Regions from separate parts of the Homo sapiens genome. Here region 1 is linked to region 2. A link is a loop called in an ENCODE intact Hi-C map of the cell type or tissue named here. Cell type or tissue: sigmoid colon. All regions are shown on one strand.

Evidence for each region. Peaks named below come from ENCODE experiments on the same cell type or tissue, not always from the same donor. Only the 100,000 strongest peaks of a DNase experiment are listed, where the experiment ranks them.
Region 1: it touches region 2 in a loop (6-fold over the local background); 5 of 110 quality-filtered maps call a loop at or near these places.

Annotation. Positions count from the first base shown.
Region 1 is chr9:87,680,057-87,688,056 of GRCh38, forward strand. It overlaps DAPK1 (death associated protein kinase 1), which reads left to right. Exons shown (of 26, transcript NM_004938.4): 20 at 1,348-1,570; 21 at 6,495-6,683. Among named protein-coding and RNA genes, the nearest start is that of CTSL, 42 kb to the right of the region's middle. In sigmoid colon, a CTCF peak has its summit at 4,719 (motif pointing right); DNase peaks (open chromatin) are centred at 3,923, 4,697 and 6,298; H3K27ac peaks cover 882 bases.
Region 2 is chr9:88,385,221-88,393,220 of GRCh38, forward strand. SPIN1 (spindlin 1) reads left to right here and starts at 3,224. Exons shown (of 6, transcript NM_006717.3): 1 at 3,224-3,318. LOC124902204 (a long non-coding RNA gene) reads right to left here and starts at 3,979. Exons shown (of 2, transcript XR_007061652.1): 1 at 3,892-3,979; 2 at 1-2,897. RefSeq lists an enhancer at 2,040-2,899 and a silencer at 2,977-3,876. In sigmoid colon, a CTCF peak has its summit at 3,581; DNase peaks (open chromatin) are centred at 2,631, 3,211, 3,501, 3,971 and 1 weaker place; H3K4me3 peaks cover 2,706 bases; H3K27ac peaks cover 2,142 bases.

The sequences.
Region 1 (8,000 bases), 710 kb before region 2:
TATGTGTTTAGTAATATATTAATATTTTAAAATTTATTTATTTATTTATTTATTTATTTTTCTTTTGAGACGGAGTCTCACTTTGTCACCCAGGCTGGAGTGCAGTGGCGTGATCTCCGCTCACTGCAAGCTCCACCTCCGAGGTTCACACCATTCTCCTGCCTCAGCCTCCCGAGTAGCTGGGACTACAGGCTCCCGCCACCACGCCCGGCTAATTTTTTGTATTTTCGGTAGAGACGGGGTTTCACCATGTTAGCCAGGATGGTCTCCATCTCCTGACCCTGGTGATCCATGTGCCTCAGCCTCCCAAAGTGCTGGGATTACAGGCGTGAGCCACCGCACCCGATTTGTTGTAGGTCTGTTCCTAGGCTTCTTAGGTTGTCATGTGGTTGAAACCAAAAGTGATGGTAGATATTTTTAATACTCACATACAGGTGACATTGCCATGAAGTTAAATCAAAAGTGCTAGTAGCTATTTAACAGTAAGATAAGGTTCCTATTCCAGACCTACAGTTATGAAGTGGACATTTGGGCCATCCAATTATGTTTTTCTGATAAATTTCTAAATAAAGTGTGGGGGTCACACACACACACACGCGCACACACACACACACACATTGAAGGCTTCACAGTTGCTCCATCCAACTTGTCATGCATCAAAATGCAATGGAAATAGGCAGATTCTTAGAGACAGAAAACATCTCTATGGTTGCCAGGGGCTGAGCAAAGAGGGGAATGAATGGCAAGTGACTGCTCACGGGTACAGAGCTTCCTTTTGGGGGTGACACAAATGTTCTGGAAGGAGACAGCAGTGATGGTCCTGCAGCACTGAAAATACACTAAAAGCCTCTGAATTTCACAGTTGAAAATGGTGACTTTGATGTTATGTGAATTTTACCTGAATTTTCAAAGTTTTCATTGGAGATAGAAATAAACATACCGCCAGGCACGGTGGCTCACACCTGTAATCCCAGCACTTTGGGAGGCCAAGGCGGGCGGATCACCTGAGGTCGGGAGTTCGAGACCAGCCTAACCAACATGGAAAAACCCTGTCTCTACTAAAAACACAAAATTAGCTGGGCATGGTGGCTCATGCCTGTAATCCCAGCTACTCGGGAGGCTGAGGCAGGAGAATCGCTTGAACCCAGAAGGCAGAGGTTGCGGTGAGCTGAGATCGTGCCATTGCACTCCAGTCTGGGCAACAAGAGTGAAACTCCGTCTCAAAAAAGAAAAAAAGAAACATATCTTCAGCATGGGTAAAAACTGCACACCGGGGATTAGGAATCTTGAGAATCATTATTTGCCTCTTTTTCTGTCACTCACTGGCTCTTTCTCATCCATGCTCAGGATACGCACCGAGGACTCTTCATCCAGCAGCTCCGACCCACACAGAACCTGCAGCCAAGAATTAAGCTCAAGCTGTTTGGCCACTCGGGATCCGGGAAAACCACCCTTGTAGAATCTCTCAAGTGTGGGCTGCTGAGGAGCTTTTTCAGAAGGCGTCGGCCCAGACTGTCTTCCACCAACTCCAGCAGGTTCCCACCTTCACCCCTGGCTTCTAAGCCCACAGGTAGGAACCTCCATGCTGGCCCCGTCTCTCCAGCAGGTGTTGGCTTCCGCACTCTCTCCTTTCAAGGTCTAGGGGGGAAGGGAGTTGTGTTTGGGTCACTTGGCCTATACTGGACCCTGTGGCCTTAGTGGTTTTCAGGTCCAGGTTGGCTGGTAGCCTTGTGTGTGCTGCCTGTTGTCCAGCAGTAACAGACTGACTTGGCAGTAGCAAAACAAGGGCCTCACTGAAATCACAGCCACAGACACAAAGGTCCATCCTCATAAATGTGCAAACTGCAGAATTTGCACAGTCAGCTTTGGGGACACAGTTGCAAATTGCATTGCATTCTACTCAGGGCTCTGGCCTTAGAGACAAAAAGAGCTCAAACTCAAACAGTCCAAGCATAGCACAGATCCAATAGCAGCCCAAGAAGGGTCCTCAACCCTTATCCTTCTTTCTGGAGTGCTACAGGCAGACCCAGTATTGTAGATACATAGAGCAACAAAAAGGGATTTCCAGGAAGCACCATCCTGCTCAGTTCAAGGTTGGATAGAGGTTTCCAGAGGCTCCTTAGTGGTTTTCAGGGATGGTCTCTCTGGTCACATCCACCCTCCTTGGGAACGTTTGCTGCCTTCCGGGCCTTCCACAGACAGGGTTATTGATTCACATTAGGGGGCTGTCACGAAACACCTGGCAGTGAGCAAGAGAAAATGATGCAATCTTGGGTGTGATTCCAACTGAATCCTCCTTTAGACAGAGCGAGTGAGTTTGTGGAAAGATAAGAGACCTTCCAAGAGTTTCCTAAACCAGGACAGTTTTGTGCTTTGTGCCTTGATTCATTCTCTGTATATGATGTCACAGAAGAGCCAGGTCTGTTCCCCAGGTTGATGCTAAAGTTTGTGTTTCTCTTACGTCCCCTCAGTGAGGGAGGACGCTGGGGAGCATGGGTAGCTGCGGAGAGTTGGCTGAGATTTATATTCCCTTTTCAACTTCTGTTCTCTGAACACAGCTATAGAATTGAAATGAGGAGAAGAAAGAATAACCAAAACAGAGTTATAATTCATATTATTATATTGCTGATACATATGTCAATATTTATAGAGTACTGTGTGCCAGGAACTGGAAGAAATATGGTCTGAAGGACGCCTCATTTAATCCAAGTGACAGCTTCCGAGGTGTTTTTACCGCTATTTCCCTGCAGCCTTGAGGGGTCAGTTGGCTTCTCTGAGGCGCACAGGTGGCAAATCCCAGAACATCTGGTGCCTGAGCCAGTGCTTGTCAATAACACCCTGCATAAGGAATTCACAGGCACACCTTTCCATTTTCCAGTGTGATTTTTTTGTTTTTTGTCTTTGCATATTAAGTTAAATGTTATTACAAAAGAGTCAAAACTTTAAAAAATTTAAAAGTAGATAATGGAAAAAATGTGACAGAAGGTTAAGATTAATTTATTATTAAAGAAAAAAATTTATTTTATTTATTTTTTTTTTTTTTTGAGATGGAGTCTCGCTCTGTTGCCCAGGCTGGAGTGCAGTGGTGTGATCTCGGCTCACTGCAACCTCCGCCTCCTGGGTTCAAGTGATTCTCCTGCCTCAGCCTCCCAGGTGGCTGGGACTACAGGTGCATGCCACCACACCAGGCTAACTTTTGTATTTTTAGTAGAGACGAGGTTTCACCATATTGGCCAGGCTGGTCTCAGACTCCTGACCTTGTGATCCACCTGCCTCGGCCTCCCAAAGTGCTGGGATTACAGGCGTGAGCCACCGCACCTGGCCTCCAGTGTGATTTCTGCTCTAGTTGAGGATTTAAGTGGGGTTCAGTTGCTCCCTTAGAGGGAGGCAGCACGCTCCTGCTGTGGTTAAGGGCACTGCAGCCTGAACCTCTGTGGTTAGGAGGGTGGGATATGAGAGAGAGAGAGAGGTCATGAGCTCATGATCTGGAAAGTTTGCAAGGCCTAAGTGGGTGTGCAGATGATGCCCAGGAGCCCCCATTGTGGAGTCCTGGGAGTCACCTGTGGCTCTGCCCTTGGCCTCAGAGGTGAGGTATCCATGGCCTTGCTTCTCCTCAGTATCTGTGTCTGGTCTTTGCAGCAGGTTCCTGGTGAAGGGTGGCTCTGGGTGACCCTTTTTCTGCACGCCCCACCATGGGGGGAGCATCTTTAGCCAGGGATCGGGGAGGGGGTCCTGGCGCGGGGGCAGAAGCCCCTCTGCATGAGAGCCCTAAGGTGCAGGCACACCAGCTGCTTTCAGCCCAGCCGTGGGGTCTGGGGAGGAGGCAGCTGTCCTGGTCCCTGGGCCCCCACAGTCAGTGCCGCCTGCCCCTGGTGGAGGAAGTGTGCGCTGGTGGTTGCCCCTGAAGCCTGGTGGCTGAGGGATCCCTGGGCAGGAGGCATAGCTCGGCAGCTGGACTTGGAGGTGGATGAGACAGACAAGATGCCCCCATCCCTGGACTGGGCGGGTCACCAGGCACTTGCTGCCCTCACAGCTTGTACATCAGCATCAGACAGCGCCCGGGAAATGCAGAGCAGGGCACAAGCACAGGGCACCGCGAGGGCGGCCTGGGGAGATTGGACTTTGGCAGAGGGTATGTGTGTTGGGGGCCAACGGAGCAGCGTGGCTTTGTTAGACACCCGAGGAACTGCCGCTCCTGAGCATGCCTCCAGGGACTGGGCCTGGTTCCTGAAGCAGCAACACTGTCACCTGCCAGGGGGCACTGCTCGTGCCTGGCAGGCCGTGCTGGGGTCTCTTTCAGGCCAGGGCTCTGGACACCAGTGACCTCTCCTAGAATTGTCAGGCCCTTTTCCCTTCAATGAGAGAGATGCCTACATGGCAACATTTATATCATCAGACAGCAAGAAGTTTGCTTTTAGAATTTTGGCCCTTTTCCACTGCCGTTCTCTTGAGAACGCTGGAGGCCAAGGCTGAGCTCCCAGCCAGGAGACCGGACGGGGTCCCCTCGAAGTTTTCTGTTGCACACATCACTCAGCTGTGGGGACACTGAGGGTTGTGGCTGTTGAGCTGTGGGAAGGAAAACATCCAAGGTCATAGGAGGCATGAATGTCCAGGAAGAGTATTTGAAGAAGCCATTCCTATTCCCGCGGAGAGGAGCCTGCGGGAGGAATTCCCGGTGACCAGGTAAAGTGGGTCTCCTGGGAGCCGTCACGTTACACCGCCAGGGGGCAGTAGCTAACAAAAATGATTTCCTGGGATTTCGGTGCTTCCCCATGAAATTATTGTTTTCATAACACCTTGTACAAAGCCTGTCCTAACCTTTTATCCTCCCAACGAAAACTGTCACCGAGGAGCAGGAATGACTGCCATTTACCAACGTCTGCTCTCATTAAGCACAGGGCCACATGCCACTAAAAGAAGGCTTGTTCCTGACAGGCAGGCACCCAGACACAAATTCCAGGTCACAGGGAAGTGGACAGACCCATTCTTGGGCAACCCAGCAGCTTTTGCAGGCTGGGATTAACAATATGCAGAGAAATACACTAAAATGGCAGCTATGTTGACATCAAGACTTACATCATTTTGCTTTTGTTTTCTATTTACATTCCTATCTGCCAACTTTCCTACAGAAATAGAATATGTGTTGGTGTTTTTAAGAATAAATCTTGCCCTCCTAGTGCCCTTTCTCCTTTCCCTGTACCTAATCCTGCCCTTAGGATCCACTTTTCTTCTCCTCATCCCCTCCGTTGGATACCCCCATTATCCATGTCCAAAGTCTTAACTCTTTGGTCTTTAAGTAAGGGATTACCTTGGTGTTTGGATCGCCTGTTTTAAAGTCAGATACCCAGGTGAAATGGTCACTTCTTTAGTGCCTCGCAATGTCTATTGTATTAATGGTAAACCAATGGTACTGCAGTTAAGATCAATGAATCCCTTCTCCAATGCAATTCGTTCACCAAGTTCTTACAGAGCACTCTCTGTGGGCCCTGGGTCACAGCCCTGACCAGAAAGGCAGCTTCTGCCTGCACAAGCCTGGTGGGAGAGACGGGGAGCAGGGCAGGCCAGTGAGTAACTGAGACAGTGAGGAAGCACAGGCTCTATGCCTAAACGCAGGGGACCCAGACTCTGTTATTCAGCTCCCGTACAACACCCACAAGTTCACCATTGTTTACATAATGTTTCCTTTAAACTGACTCACTTTTTAAAATGTACTAAAATACATTGATTTGAAAATGAAAGTTAATATCCCTATCATAAATGGGAACCCAGTGTCACTGCCATAAGTAAAAATAAATGCAGTGAACAGCAACCAATGTGAATAAAATCCCGCTAAACGCCAATGCCCACACCCTCTTCATTAAAAGGGAAGATGAGCAGGTGTTGAGGAAATGCTAAAATCGGAAGGCCTCAAGTGGAGACTCGCTGCAAGAACAACTGAAAGGCCTTCAAGGGAATTTCAAAAAGGAGTAGCTTTCACAGTGTGTGATTCAGCATTATTTAATGCTATGGCCTGCTACTGTCTGAAATCATTTTCCATTTAACCTGCAATAATAATCTCATGTGCAAGAGAGAGAAGTCGCTCAGTGGGAGCTGGAGGAAGACAGAGACTGCGAGTATCAGCAAAGTAGCAGGAAGTGAGAAGGGAAGAAACCCGACCTCTGCCCTCCCACCCTCTCCACAGCCTCCCGTTGGCTGACCCTAAGCAGAAATCACATGGCAAGCCAGCCTAGAGACACAATCCCTAGGACCAGCCACCCGGGCAACAGGGCGGGGCAGAAAAGGTTGTGGGGAGGTAGAGCAAGCGGAAAAGCCCACAGCCTTGCTGGGAACACTGCTGCCCTGCACGTGTGAGGGCAGACACACTCAGCCTGAAGCCAGAGTTGGGGTGGGGACAGAGGCGTGCTCCAGAAAAGGAAACCTCAGGGCCAGCCTGGGAGGGAGACAGGCACACGCTGCCCCCATCGAGTACTCATGTGATCCTTTCCATCCTGCAGTCTCAGTGAGCATCAACAACCTGTACCCAGGCTGCGAGAACGTGAGTGTGAGGAGCCGCAGCATGATGTTCGAGCCGGGTCTTACCAAAGGGATGCTGGAGGTGTTTGTGGCCCCGACCCACCACCCGCACTGCTCGGCCGATGACCAGTCCACCAAGGCCATCGACATCCAGAACGCTTATTTGAATGGTATGCCCTGCCTGCCCCAAGGGAAGGACCTCAGGTTTCCCTTCAACAGGGTTGTAAGTCATCCCTAAAGGGAGCTTGTCCTGAGCTGTATCTGTCACTTCCAGAAGGAAATCCAACACAGACTGATATTCAGAGTGAGCCAGGACTGAAGCATGGCTGGCTACCATCCCTAAACAGTGAAATTAAACACTGGGGTATTGTCAGCGCCTAGTAAAGCACTTGGCATACAGTAAGTGCTTGATAAATGACTGTGGAGTAAATTAATAATATTTGTACATATTTATGGGGTACGTGTGATATTTCATTGCGTGTATAGAATGTGTATGTAATGATCAAGTCACATTATGTGAGGTGTCCGTCACTTTGAGTTTTTATCATTTCTATGTGTTGGGAACATTTCAAGTCCTCTCTTCTAGCTATTTTGAAAAATACAACGCATTGTTAACTATAGTCACCCTATTCTGCTATTGAACACTGGAATGTATTTCTTCTATCTAACTGCATGTTTGTACCCATTAACCAACCTATCTTCATTCCCCTCTCCACACACACACACAGCCTTCCCAGTCTCTGGTATCTATCATTCTACTCCCTACCTCCATAAAATCAACTTTTTTAGCTCCCACATGTGAATGAGAACATGCAGTATTTATCTTTCTGTGCCTGGGTTATTTGACTTAACATAATGACCTCCAGTTCTATCCATGTTGCTGCAAATGACGTGATTTCATTCTGTTTTATGTCTGTGCATAAATAGTGTTCTGTTATGTGTATACCACGTTTTCTTTATTCATTTGTTCCTTGATGGACACTTAGGTCAATTCCGTATCTTTGCTATTGTGAATAGTGCTGAAGTAAACATGGGCGTGCACGTATCCCTTTGATATACTGATTTCCTTTCCTTTGGAAAAATGCACAGTAGTGGAATTACTAGATCATATGTTAGCTCAATTTTTAGTCTTTTTGAGAAATCTCCATGCTATTTTCCATAATAACTGTACTAATTTATATTTCTACCAACAGTATATAAGAATTCTCTTTTCTCTGCATCATTGCCAGCTTCTGCTATTTTTTTTTTGTCTTTTTAATAATAGCCATTCTGATTGGTGTAAGAGGGTGTCTCACTGTGGTTTTGATTTGCATTTCTTGGATGATTAGTGATATTGAACATTTTTCTCATTTACCTGTTGGCCATTTGTATGTCTTCTTTTAAGAAATTTCTATGCAGGTTCTTGCTCATTTTTGTTTTCCTTTCTTTTTCAACTTGTATTTTAGATTCAGGGGTCCCTGTGCAGATTTGTTACCTGGTCATATTGC
Region 2 (8,000 bases):
GACCAACCCAGTTGTGTTATCTGTCTGGACCAATTCCCTAGCTTGACTTTTTTTAGAGTGTAGTGCAGGGAAATTGTTTTGCTGAATGTCTTCCAACCTGGATTTTTCTTATTTTTTTTTCCAACTTTGATTAGATTCACTTAAACATTTTTGGCAGCTATACATGGGTAATATAAAAACCCATTTGTGACATTCTAATGAGCTAATTAGCAAGGCCTTAGATGCAGCTGAGATATGTACCACTCTAGAGTGTGACCTTTACTGATATAGGGCTGGGTGACATTACTGGACTGTGCATTCTTTTATTTTTAATTTTTTTTTTTTGAGATGGAGTCTCACTCTTGTTGTCCAGGCTGGAGTGCAGTGGTGCAATCTCGGCTCACTGTAACCCCTGCCTCCTGGGTTCAAGCGATTCTCCTGCCTCAGCCTCCTAAATAGCTCGGATTACTGGTGCCTGCCACCACGGCTGGCTAATTTTTATATTTTTAGTAGAAATGGGGTTTCACCACGTTGGCCAGGCTGGTCTAGAACTCCTGACCTCAAGTGATCTGCCTGCCTCGGCCTCCCAAAGTGCTGGGATTACAGGCGTGAGCCATTGCAGCTGGCCGGCCTTTGTTTCATTTTAAAAAATTTTATTTATTTATTGTACAGTTGGGGTCTTGCTATGTTGCCCAGGCTGGTCCTGAACTCCTGGGCTCAAGCCATCCTACCACCTTGGCCTCCCAAAGTGCCGGTATTACAGGCATGAGCCACAATCCTGTGTATTTTTTTTTGAGATGGAGTTTGACTCCGTCACCCAGGCTGGAGTGCAGTGGCACAGTCTCGACTCACTGCAAACCCTGCCTCCTGGGTTCAAGCGATTCTCCTGCCTCAGTCTCTGGAGCAGCTGGGATTACAGGCGTGCACCACCACGCCTCGCTAATTTTTGTATTTTTAGCAGAGATGGGGTTTCACTGTGTTGGCCAGGCTGGTCTCAAACTCCTGACCTCAAGTGATCCACTTGCCTCGGCCTCCCAAAGTGCTGGGATTACAGGTGAGAGCCACTGTTCTTGGCCTTTTTAAAATTTTTTAAAATTTTATTTATTTTAGAGTTGGGGTCTTGCTATGTTGCCCAGGCTGGTCTCAAACTCCTGGGCTCAAGCCATCCTCCAGCCTCAGCCTCCCAAAGTGTTGGGATTACAGGTGTAAACCACAGTCCTGTGTATTCTCAATAGCTCCCAATGAGATCATCACCAGTGGCAAATTTTAAATCAGGGGTTGGGGATGGAGATGAAGGTGGGGCCACATATTTGACTTTGAAGACGTTTTCCGTGAATTTTGGAGGAGTGTGTGTGCTACTGGCATCTAGTGGGTGGAGGCCAGGGATGCTGTCAAACATCCTACAAAGCATGGAACAGACCCCACATGAAAGGATTATCCCATCCCAAAAGCCAACACTGCTGAGGTGGAGAAACCCAGGGATCTCGCCAATGAGATGAAATCTTCCAACCAGCAGACTTCTTGGCACCTACCTTCTTCCCATCCCTCTTTGTTTCGGAGATGACCCCACTGCAAGACATTAAACAGGCCAGGCGCGGTGGCTCACGCCTGTAATCCTAGCACTTCAGGAGGCCGAGGCCAGCGGATTGCTGGAGGCCAGGAGTTTGAGACCGGCCTGGCCAACATGGCGAAACCCCGTCTCTACTAAAAATATTTTTAAAAATTAGCTGGACATGGTGGTGCGCGCCTGTAATCCCAGCTACTCGGGAGGCTGAAATGTGAGGATTGCTTGAACCCAGGAAGCGGAGGTTGCAGTGGGCCGAGATCATGCCACTGCACTGCAGCCTGGGGAACAGAGTGAGACTCCGTCTAAAAAAACAAAAAAGACATTAAACACACAAATGAAAGTGAGTAATTTCTCAACACTTGGTAACTTGTAAGTACAGCGATACACTTTTATATCTCAGTTTTGAAATTAGCTCTCTAGTTGGCCTGTGAACGTCCCATGCCTGCCAAGTGTGTCATCTGAGACAAGCACTTCAATTTGTTTGAGCAGGCATCTATCAATCTTATTTGTTAGAAAAGGTGCCAGTGAAACCCCAAAGAGTATTGCTAACTAATAACTGTGCTGCAGTTTAGAGTGTTCAAGGTGCTTTCCAGTAACATGTTCTGGAATTTGATCTGACAACGCTTTGGGAGGCGGTTTATTACGATGAGGCTGCGCTGTCGCACTCGAGGAACCAGGTCAGTGACCTGCTCCAGGACACGGGACTGGCGGGGAGGGGAGAGCGCCTGGACTCAGCCTCCAAGTCTCGCACTCGACTCTGCAGGAGTAAAAACTATTCTTGATCCTACCTCTCTCCCTTCTGCAAACAAGCAACAAAATGCTGAAAAGGCATCTTAACTGAAACGGAAGTCAAATGAATTCGCGTGCGATCATGGGAATTTTTGGCTCCTAACCTTGCGAGTAGAGCTGGGTGAGTTCCATTTGTGGTGGGGGAGTGGAAACAGGTTTCTGGGCTTGCAGAAGCCACATCCCGTCCCCACACAACCTAGGACAGGCCAGGTACTTGTAGGTGAGGCTCCGGGGCTCCAGCTAACCTGAGCTACCTGGGCTGGGCTTTGTGCGGGGAGGCAGCAAGCGGGGTGAGCCGGCGACGACGCCGGCCTCTACGCAGTGCGGTGGTGAAGACGTCTCTTCCAGGGAGTCACAGGAAGCAAATCCATCCTTTTAAAGGGCTCGCGTCCCGCGGCCCTGAACCGGCGCGCTGGAGCAGTAATGCGACGTTCTCCGAGGTTCAAGGCTCACGGCCCAGCCCTGTGATCCAGTTTCCTCAGTCTTCGCGGTGTGCACCACTCAGGACGACTTGCGGCTTACGTCCAGGACAAAGGGGGCTTGTCCTTTCTTCAACGTCCTACTGCGCAAAAACGAAGCCCTTCTCAGGCTGCCTGCCTTCCAGGAAAAGCTGCGCCCCCTCAGGAACCTGTGCCCCGCGCGCCTGCCGCCGCCCATTCCCGGCGCGCACCTGGCAGTCCCGGGCTCGAGCCCCGCCCTGCCGCCAGCCAGGTGAGAGGGGCCAGGCCCCGCCCTCGCCGGCCCCGCCCCGCCCCACTGCGCCTGCGCAGTCGGCCGTCGGCGCCAGGCGCCGGGGCGGCGCGGCCGTCGCAGTTCGGCGGGCGCAGTGCGCGTGCGCCCTGACTGTTGGGGGGCGGGCGGCGTCCGCGGCGAGGGAGCGGGGGCGGGGAGGCGCCGTCTGGCTCAGGCTGGGGCCGGCGGGAGCGCGAACGAGCGACGGCGGAACCCGTGGGCCTGTGGACTGCAGCCTCGGCGGTCAGCAGGTGAGGCCCGCGCAGGGCGGGCGTGGGTCGTGAGGGAGTGCGGGCTGCGGGCGGGCCAGCGGTGCGGCGGTCTGCCCGGGGGCGCAGGTGAGCGCGGCCCGCGCGGGGCCCGGCGGAGCATTGTCCAGCGGGCGGCGCCCGCATAGCGCCCCCTGCCGGCTGGGCCGCGGCGGGGACCCGGGCTGGGCGGGCCTGGGCCTCGGGGCGGGCGCGCGCTCCTTTGTTCGCCGGCCCCTACTCCTCCGTGCCCCCATCCCCGCCGCCCCCCGCCAACATGGCCGCCACCCTCTCGTCCCCAGTTCCCCGGCCGCCGCCGGCCCCTTAGCGCGCGCTTTGTTTGGAGCCGGGCGGGGAGGCCGGCGGGCAGGGGGCGGCGGCGCTGCGCAGTCGGGCGCGGGGAGGGGGCGCTGCGCCAGAATGCAGGCGGGGAGGGGGAACGTTGCATAATCCCGGGCCGGCGACGGGGGCGGGGCGGGGGGAGGGGCGGGACCCCGGCGCGACGGGTCGGGTCACCCCGGGGACGCGGGCCTGCCCTGGGGCCACCCCTCCCAGGCCCGGGGGATGGCCGCGGACCTTGTAAGTTGCAGGCTCCGCGGTTCGCGGCGCCGGAACGCCCACCGGCCAGTCCTCGCGCCCGCGCAGCCCCTTTCCTGATGCGCCGTCTCTTCGCCGCCCTCCGTGGGGGCGCGGCGAACGGGTTGCGTGCTCTGGAGAGAGACAGGCACTTTTCCTCTCCATCGTGAGTGACCTTGGGTGTATTCGTCAAGGAATGTGTTGAAACGAATTGTGCGATGCGGGAACTGCGCAGCGCCTCGGGTTTGGCTTTCTCGAGCATTTTATTGCATTGATTGTGCGTTCTCGATTTTACAGAGGTTCGTTTTGAGTAATGGCTTCAGTAATGTCATCGTATACGCATTTCAAAGTTTGTTTATGGAATTGTTTTTACATTTATTCTCTTTTTACTTATAATTTTTGAATCAGATTTTGTGTTTTGGAGAGATTTTCCGTACGTGGTGGAAGTGTTTTCACTCATGGTAAATATGGATTGTTTGGCAATTTTATCACGTTAATCACAAAACAATACCAGGAACATTTAAATGTCTTAAAGGATTTCACTCTACATGACTTGTGCCAGAGACGACACACGTACCAAAACGCGATTACCTGTCTTAACTTTTTTTCTATTGGAATTTTCTGGAAGGAATTCCATGCAATCCGAAAGGATTAATGGAGGGTACAGTAATTGCTTTCTACATCGCTTTTGTTAAGCAGTGAAAATTAAACTTGGAGATTTATACCTGGATATACTGAGTTTTTTTTAACACTCTTTTGAAGTGAAATTTTGGAAAGGGCAGGTGAAATGAGGCTTCTTCCAACCTCCCCACTCTCCCCCCTCAGCTTTAGTTAAAAGGCAAACACCAAAATATTGTAGTACCTGGTAATTTACAGAACGTTCGTTATCAGATTTGATAATTATATATTAAGGTTGTAAAGAATGTGTATGCCAGAATTATAGGTAGTAGATCCTAGATTCTTAGGAAAAATAGTTTCTTTATAATCTTTTGAGTAGTGAAATGGTTACTTTTACAATGGTTATGAACTGGGTCAAGGCAAAAGGGCCACTATATGTCTTCAGTCATCTTTCTATGCCTGAAATCCAGGAAACAGTGAAAATGGATGTTCCCTGGAACAGCCATTGCGATGCCATATGTTGGTCATTGGTGTCCTTAAAGTGTATCTCAGATAATTGTGTGTCTCCCTTACTTGTGAACTGAGGGGTCACAATATTGATGTGCCTGATGTGTGCCCCTCTGCATTTCGTGGGTAGTGTCTCAAATTTGGCTATCATATTGATGAGAGTTACTAATTTGGTTTTAGCTGCCAGAGGTTTAGGTGGTTTTCACTTCCAGTGACTTACCTGATTGCACATAGTTACAACGTTACTGGTTGCACTCCTTCATTGCTAGCATCTTTTTTCTAGTATATTCGATATACATTCTTTTGGTTTATCCTTTAAAATATTTGCTGAGATAGCATTTAAATGTTAATGCTGTATTTATATTTGTTGGATGCTTAATTCAATGTGTCTTCTTTCCCTTTCCATGAATGAAAAGAAATTGGAAGAAGAGAATCAACTATTTCGTGCAAGTATTTTGTTCAGTTTAGAAGATGTTATGGTATTGTGAAAACAATATTCTGGAGTTAGACATGGAATCACAATGGCCTTCCAAGTCAGAACAGTCTGGGTTGAAATTGACTCCTTACTGGTCCAAAGCCACATAACTGATTCATCATGCAGCCTTTTTTTAAAAAAAGTTTTTTTTTAAAGCTACTCAAATATGTCAGTTTTATTTTCTCTGTACACACATTTGTTACTGAAAATTGCAAAAACAGCACATTGAAGGTCCTCTTATTGGAGTTCACATTTTTGAAAACCAGAAAATTTAATAATTATGCTCTTGCCAAACTACCCACTGTTTTCTTTATATTCTTGCCCCACAAGTTGCTTTACTTGAACTCTTGGGTTGGGCTTCATCTCACTGACTTCAGGCTTCTAACACACATAGGACACTTAGGACCTACTGGCTCTTTGGGTCACATCAGGGAGGAGAGCTGAAGTATGTTGAAGTTACTCAAATACATTCAAGCTACATAGATCTCTGATAAATTATTGGTGGTATGGTAGAAATGAAAATATACCCAAAAAAATCACAGAACTGTTTATTAAAATTATTGGTATACAGGCTCTTCTAACATAGATTAGCTTTCTCAACCTAATACATAAAATTACCAGCAAGAAAAAAAAAGTACAAGAATGACAGTTTATGGTTGAATTGGCTTGGTGTCATGATTCCCTGTTGTAGCATTCTCAGGCTATCTATGATAACAGAAACTGCAGCCACATTTGAATGGTTCCCTTCTTGATTCATTCTGAACTCTCCCTTTGGCCCAGTGTCTACTAGTTTTTCAAGCCAAGAACATCTGTTGAGTAACAGGTATCTCAATTTTGCCATACTTCCTTTCTGCATAGGTAGCAGCGTTCTTACTTCTACTCCTGAGGCAAGCCATCTCTGATGTCCTGGAAGGTCGTTTCTCTTCTATCCAGTTGTTGGGATGAATCTTCTGGTAGAAGGGAAGGGAATTTGGTACTAGGGTTGAAAGTCACGCTACTGAAGTTCTTTATTGACATCTCTGAGCAGAAGAGAGGCCCGAGTCGTCCTGGGGATTTTCTTCACTGAGCATTTGTGAAGATTCTGGGGTCAAGGTTGGGTTAAACTTTTGTGGTGGGTCCATCCGCGGTCTAGTCAACAGTACTAAGCTCTTCCTGCATCTTTGGGACCCAGCGGGAAGTGATGCCAGCTCTCAAATTGCTACAAGGTATCCTGGAAAGAAATCTATGACCCAGAAAGAGCCTGAAAACCCAAACTCCAGCAAATATTGGTGAAAGAGCCAACCCGCAAAGCCTTTTAAAACCTTGAATTCCTTACCTATAAACTGGGATAAAACCTATGGTGTAAGTCTGTTCTGAGAATTACATGAAATGGATTTATAGAGTTCTCAGTACAGTTCCTGAAATACAGCAGCTGACGCCAGTAGATGTTGATTTCCTTCTCCTTTCTACTTTTGAACTTAGCTGTAGTTATTAGCATTTTTTTAATGTTGAGGTAAACAGTTTCCTTAGTTGTGCATCAGTATTCAGTCCAATTTAATGTTAAATTATGTTTTTACTGGGAGCCTGTTCATGACCTTAAAATTGCCGTAAACCCTTTATAGAACAAGTCGTGTTTGGCTAAATATATAAACACAGATGTATCCTTACAGACTTTATAGTCTGATAGAGGAGATACACATGCATATAATGAGGGAATTCTGTGCTGAAGGTATCTGGGAAGAGAAGGTGATTCCATAGATTATCAGAATGGGAGAAGAAAGACATCTGGATGGAGGGGAAAGCAGGAACAGAGGCATGAGAGGAGTTAAAGAGGCCATCGGGGATTTCAATCCCAGCCAAAAGTTAGCCCCTTGTTACCTGTCTCCTCTCCTCTCCTCTCTTCTCCTTCCTTCCCTCCTTCCTTCCTTCTTTCCTTCCTTCCTTCCTTCCTCCCTCTTTTTCTACCTATCTACCTAGCTACTATTTTCTATCTATCCTCCTTTGTGAGTGTGTTTATGTATAGCAGGGGACGAGAACACCTACCTCATCAGGGGTGAGCTTAAATGAAGTAAAATGTTTCATAGGCTCCTGGTGTACAGTAAATGCCCAGTTGATATTGATGATGATGTCACCACTGCCTACACCACCTGTAGTTTCTTTCCTATGGCTGATCTGTCTAGGGATGAATTTGGGGGCCACCTTTTAAATTCTGCATGTAACATTAAGGTGGTTGGTGTTGAATTTGTAGGCAGAGGGAAACCATTGAAAGCAGGGGCAGGATTGGACCTGTGTTTTAGAACAGTATGAAAGGTGAGTTGGAGGAACCTGCCCATGTAGGATCTTTAATCTCCAGAGTCTAGCCTGTTAGAGAAGCTGGTGAAGTCATTTAAGGCATGGGGTATTGGTCTGAACTCAGAATATTTAATGTTATGTTAAATGTGCTTTTTTTTTTTTTTTTCCTGAAGGGAGGGGAGGAGGAAGAATTTACTCAATGTAAATATTATTTTATCCAAATGGTGAGAGAATACAT